Regions from separate parts of the Mus musculus genome. Here region 2 is linked to region 1. Evidence: chromatin loops called from intact Hi-C (ENCODE). Cell type or tissue: heart. All regions are shown on one strand. Each heading gives the region's core, and the rest is flanking DNA. Links, peaks and the distances in the headings are about the cores only.

Region 1 (2,911 bases), core at 119-2,618:
GGGAGTCGGGCTAGTTGTATGGATATCCATATGCAGATAATTTCCACTTACCGGGTGGCACTGTGTGTGTGTGTGTGTATATATATATATATGTATATATATATATATATATATATATATATATATATATATATATATATATATATATTCTCCTCTCTTAAGTTTAACCTATTTTGGGACCTGGGATTTCCTCATCCTCATCTATTTCTTCTTCCACACCACCATTGGTCAGTGGAGGCTGCCATGTTGGGGGAAGGTAGAAAGGGACATATAGTTGAGAGTAGCTTTTGGATGGTCAGGGAGATCAACCCAGGGTGACTCCACTGCCCTTACCAGGTTTCTCTTTCAGTCCAGGGCCTTTCACAGAGCTGACTAGAACAGAAGACTCAGGGAAGAAAATGAGGGAGTGGGCTGTGAAGTTTGGGCTCCAGAGTTCTGGATGACGTTTTTGTGGACCTGAGAGTGCTGAGGAATGCCCATTGGGAAATTGACTAGGAGACTTTACGAAGGAGGGACAAGGAACTGAAACTTGGCACCTGGCATAAAAGAGCAGCCAAGCAAGTTTCAGGAGTCAAAGGGGAAGCACAGGGCATCACATTAGAGAAGCCCTTTAGAGTCTTGACTTCCTACAGCAAGTATGGGTTCTGTGCCGGCCTGGTCCTCACAGCATCAACAGTTCCTATCATCCTTTCCTGACTGCCCACTCCACCTTTTCTTATCTTCTTTTATTTCTCTCCAGAGAGCCCCGCAAGATCATCCTGCACAAAGGTTCTACAGGCCTGGGCTTCAACATTGTAGGAGGAGAAGATGGAGAAGGCATTTTTGTTTCCTTCATCCTGGCGGGAGGCCCAGCAGACCTAAGTGGGGAGTTGCGAAGGGGAGACCGGATCTTATCGGTGAGACAAAGTCCGGGTGGGAGGATGGGTAAAAGGGAGGAGGGGAGTCCCTGTGTCCACCAAAAAGTGTTTCTTGGGACGGAGGGAAGGGCTGAGACCTGAAGAAAATGTAAATTGTTTTTATAAATATCTTTAGGGAAAAGAGAACAAGACTAGACTTATGCTGGAGGAAGAAATGAATGTCTTTAGATCTTAACTTTGATTGGCATTTGACTCCCACAAAAATAATTATTACCCCAGAGGTATTGTATCCTTTAGGCCTAATTTGTGGGGACAGGATGGAATTTGTGGAAGACCAATCCAAATAGGCTGAGAGATAGGCTGTACATCCTCTTTATAACTGCTATGGGGGCGGGGGGGACTCTCTCTCTCTCTCTTGCCTTTGAGGTAGCTCACAACTCCTCTCTTTGGACAGGTAAATGGAGTCAACCTGAGGAATGCTACCCACGAGCAAGCAGCGGCTGCTCTGAAACGGGCTGGCCAGTCAGTCACCATTGTGGCCCAGTATAGACCTGAAGGTAAGAGAAGGGAAGGTGGAGAAAGATGATGAGTTTCAACGTATGCTTAGCATTGACTTCTCCCACCGTCGGTAACAAAGCCATTTGACCAGGTTCGCGATATTCTGGTGCAGTAACCTCTTATTTCCTTTTCCCTCTAGACAGTGTGGTAGCTATGGTGGTTTGGGAGCATCAATCTAAGCAGTGCTAAGATCTTGCAGATGAGGAATGCAGTACTGCAGGAAGCCTGTAGTGGGCAGCAGCCCACGAGAAACACCACTAAGAGATTTTAGGGCAAATGGGAAAGACAGAGGGGGGAATTTAGGGCTCTGAGGCGGTCGTTGGGAATAGTGTGCCCTGGGAAAGAGTAACTCAGTTAGAAGAACTTCAGAGAGTAAGAAATCCGATTTCCTAAGAGATCATGGAGGTCCCACTTATTTCCCTTCATCAAAATAAGGTGATACTGAGCCCTTGGGATGGGGGATTCAGGAATAGAATCACACCCATATGGAGATCTTTGTATTCTCAGCTAGTAGGCCCTCCGCAGGGGCGAGTGGGCGGAGCCGGTTATGCAAACAAAGGTGTTTGATTGGCTCGGGCCAGCGGAGGCCCAGGTGAGGAGGTGAACTGTACGAAGGCGCGCCCCAGCCTGCCAGCCAGCTGGACAACCATTGGTGCGCCGAGCGCGGCCTCCAGCCGTACGCCCCGCCCTCTGACCCAGGCGGAGGGCGACGGGCGCCCCTCCTCCCCTCTCGCCTCTGGCGTCTCCTCCTCTATCCCCTCCCCCTCCTCCCCTTCTCCCCTCCTCCCGCGCGCCCCGCTTTGTGTCCGTGGTCTCCCGCGCGGGACAGAGGGACCGGCCGGAGCCGGCGCTTTCTCGACAACTAGACCTGGACTCCGACTGAGCGCCAGGTGAGGTGGGACGGACGGGGGCCAGGCCCCCTCGCAGTCCCCCCAGTCTCTCCACTGTTCTGTTCTCAGCCTCTTTTCCAACATTCCGCCCCATCTCTGTCCTCTTCCCTAAAACCTGCGCTGTACACCCCGAGGCCCCTTCTCCGCCACCTTGGCTTCCTCGACTGCTCTGCAAGGGGCTCTGCGCCCTCTGAACCTCGTCTAGCTTTTACCTCCGTGCCATCACTTCTTCTCACCCATCAACTGTTGCCCCTTTTCGTCCTAAAGCCTCAGTGCAGCCCACAGCCTCCTTCCTGCTGAGTCCCCAGCTGCCCTCGATCCCTCAGAGGAATTTTAAATCTCCCCCCCCCCCCATGCTCGTTTCTCTCCCTAACCCTAGGAACTCCAGCAACTAGTTTAGGATTTTTGTGTCCCCGGTCTTCTCAAGGCTTTCATTCTTTACCAGACATCTTTCGTCTCTCTTCCCTCTTGTAATCCTGGCCTTTGTCCCCTTAGGGCTGCAGTGCCTGGGTTCCTTGGACACCCAGGCCCTGCAGGCCTGTAAGCTCTGTGGAGGAGGAACCTGGTGCTAACAGGTGCTCTAGTAGTGCAAGAAGAACGGGAGAA
Region 2 (2,911 bases), core at 155-2,654, 340 kb after region 1:
TTAGGGCTGGAGAGATGGCTCAGAGGTTAAGACCATTTGTTGCTCTCACAAAGGGCCCAGATTTAATGCCCAGCACCCTCAGGGTGGCTCACAACTCTCTAAACCACTCCAATTCTAGGTTACCTAGTGCCTTCTTCTGACCTCCTAGAAGAGAACTCAGCATCTGAGGGCTATAAGAGAGACTTTCCAGCTTTGTAGTAATCTGCCTACTTGCTAGGAACATACATGGTATAGCTATATACATGCAGGAAAAACATTCATACACATAAAATAATAAAATAAATATTTTTAAAAAGTGTAAAACGAATATATTTCAAAATCAATTTCTCCCCCTCCCCCCACCTCTTCCTCTTCCAGGGTCTCATCACATAGCACTGGCTGGTCTGGAACTTGATATGCAAATCAGGCTGGCTTCAAACTCATGGAGATCTCCCTGCTTCTGTCTCTGCCTCCTGAGTGCTAAGAATAAAGGTGTGAGCTACCACGTCCAACAATAACTTTTTTCTTTAAAAAAATAAAAGACAGGAAAAAAACAGACAGCAAGATAGAGACTGTCTAAGATTATGTAACACATTTTTTTCAATGGGCAATACAGATTTACTGGTTGTTAAGTAGCTGTGAATAAGAACAGAGAACAGAGTAGTACCACTAGAATGTTGGAGATCAGAATTCATTGAACAAGGAGGAAAGAAAAAGGAAACTAACTGCAGACCTGTCTTCTGAGACTGTAGATTACAAAAGAAAAAACACAATTAAATTTAGCTAAAAAGAATTTAGTTGATTCAGGAAAAGCAAAATGATAGTAATTATTTATTTAATGGACTTAAAGATGCACATTTCTCTTTCTTTTAAAAAGATTTGAGTGTGTGGTGTGTGTGTGTATGTGTGTGTGTGTGTGTGTGTGTGTGTGTGTGTGTGTGTGTGTGTGTGTGTGTGCGCGCGCGCGCGCGCGCGCGCGCGCCTGAGGGCAGGTGCCCACAGAGGCCAGAAGCATCAACACCCCTGAAACTGGAGTTACAGATGTTTGTGAGCCTGCTGCCATGGGTGCTAGCCACCAAACTCAGAATCTCTGGAAGAGCAGCAGGTGCTCTTAACCACTGAGTCATCTCTCTAGCCTCTCTTCCATTTCCCCTGGTCCCTGCTTTTTCTTTTCTTTTCCTTTCTTTTCCTTTCCTTTCCTTTCCTTTCCTTTCCTTTCCTTTCCTTTCCTTTCCTTTCCTTTCCTTTCCTTTCCTTTCCTTTCCTTTCCTTTCCCTTTCTTTCTTTCTTTCTTTCTTTCTTTCTTTCTTTCTTTCTTTCTTTCTTTTTTGAGACAGTCTTATGTAGCTCAGATTGGCTGGCCTCAATCTCACAATGTAGCAGAGGATGACCTTGCACTTCTATCTTTCTGCCTTCTTATTCCAAATGCTGGGACTATAGGCATGTTCCACCACATCTGGCTTCTGAGGTTAGGTCAGCACTCTACCAACTGAATTCCATCCAAAGATGAACATTTGTTTGTGTTTTCTGGATTTTTCTGAAGCATCAGACAGTTCCTGGAATCTTAGCGTTTCTGCTGGTCAGGCAGCAGTTGTCATTGCCTGACACCTTCTGGCAAGATACAGAAAGCAACAGTATTAAAACAGCATGAATATGAGGCTACAAAAGAAAGCCATGAGACACTTGGGTTTATTTTTTTCTTTAATTTTCCCTAGAAATCATCCACTTCTTAACTGCAACACATGTTATACAGTGACAGAGTCCAATAGTAATCCAAGGTATCAGATTTCAAGTATAATGATACCGTATTAACACCTTAGCTAATTTATTTCATGTTACTGTTTTCTGTGATACACACAGAAATGACATGCCTCCGATGTCCGCTTCCAAGATGGGCATGGTAGCACTCACATCTGCACTCAAGAGGTACAGGCAAGAGGATTGCTGGGAGTCCAAACCCCTCCTACATGAGATCCTGACTCAAACAATAAAACTATCAACAACAAATATACACAGACATATATCCATTCCTAAGAGAGTCTTAATGAGCCGGGGGTGGTGGCGCACACCTTTAATCCCAGCACTTGAGAGGCAGAAGCAGGCGGATTTCTGAGTTCAAGGTCAGCCTGGTCTACAAAGTGAGTTCCAGGACAGCCAGGGCTACACAGAGAAACCCTGTCTCAAAAAACAAAACAAAACAAAACAAAAACAAAAAACAAAACAAAAGCAAAAAAAGAGTACTGGGTGTTTTTCCAAAGGATCTAGGACCAACATCGTAGCTCACAACCATCTGTAACTCTGGCCCCAGGAGTATGCCCTCTTCTGGCCTCCTTGTGTACTGAACTTGCATTTGATACATAGATATACACGCAGGCAAAACACCCATACACATAAAATAAATAAATATTAAAAAAGAAAATAAAAGAAAATCTTTGGGCCAACAAGGTAAGTAGGTAAAGGCACTACCATTCACTGTCAGTCTTGTGGCCTGACAGGAGAGAACCAATTCCATAAGCTGACTTCCATATACGTGCTGTGCCACAGCCACCCATACATGCACTGCATGAACACATACAGTAACAATAAATGTTTTAATTAAGAAAACCTTCAACACTTATAAAGTATAAATTCTAAATGGTAAAATTGTCTAGTGTGATCATTTAATTGACAGTAACTTGTTCTTGTGTAATAGTACTTTCTAGTTATTGCTTCAAATTAGATGAAATACCATAGACCACATCTTTCCTTGTTAAGAAATTATGTGTGGAGGTGTTTTGCCTGCCTGTTTGTCTGTGTACAATGAGCAGGCAGTGCTGGATGGAGGGCTCCTGAAGAAAGCATTGGAAGCCCCTGGGTTTGGAGTTACCAGAATCTAACCCAATTCCTCTGTGAGAGCAGCTAGTGCTCCCAACTGCTGAGTGTTTCTCCAGCC

What was found. Peaks named below come from ENCODE experiments on the same cell type or tissue, not always from the same donor. Only the 100,000 strongest peaks of a DNase experiment are listed, where the experiment ranks them.
Region 2: it touches region 1 in a loop (4-fold over the local background); 5 of 42 quality-filtered maps call a loop at or near these places.

The regions. Positions count from the first base shown.
Region 1 is chrX:100,775,068-100,777,978 of GRCm38, forward strand. Dlg3 (discs large MAGUK scaffold protein 3) reads left to right here. Exons shown (of 21, transcript NM_016747.4): 9 at 740-896; 10 at 1,312-1,414. Among named protein-coding and RNA genes, the nearest start is that of Dlg3, 8.8 kb to the left of the region's middle. In heart, for the core only: a CTCF peak has its summit at 1,641; a DNase peak (open chromatin) is centred at 2,064; H3K4me3 peaks cover 1,120 bases; H3K27ac peaks cover 769 bases.
Region 2 is chrX:101,119,169-101,122,079 of GRCm38, forward strand. It overlaps a transcript of Snx12 not described here. Among named protein-coding and RNA genes, the nearest start is that of Gm24061, 21 kb to the right of the region's middle. In heart, for the core only: CTCF peaks have their summits at 1,595 (motif pointing left) and 2,318 (motif pointing left); no DNase peak of the experiment used is centred there.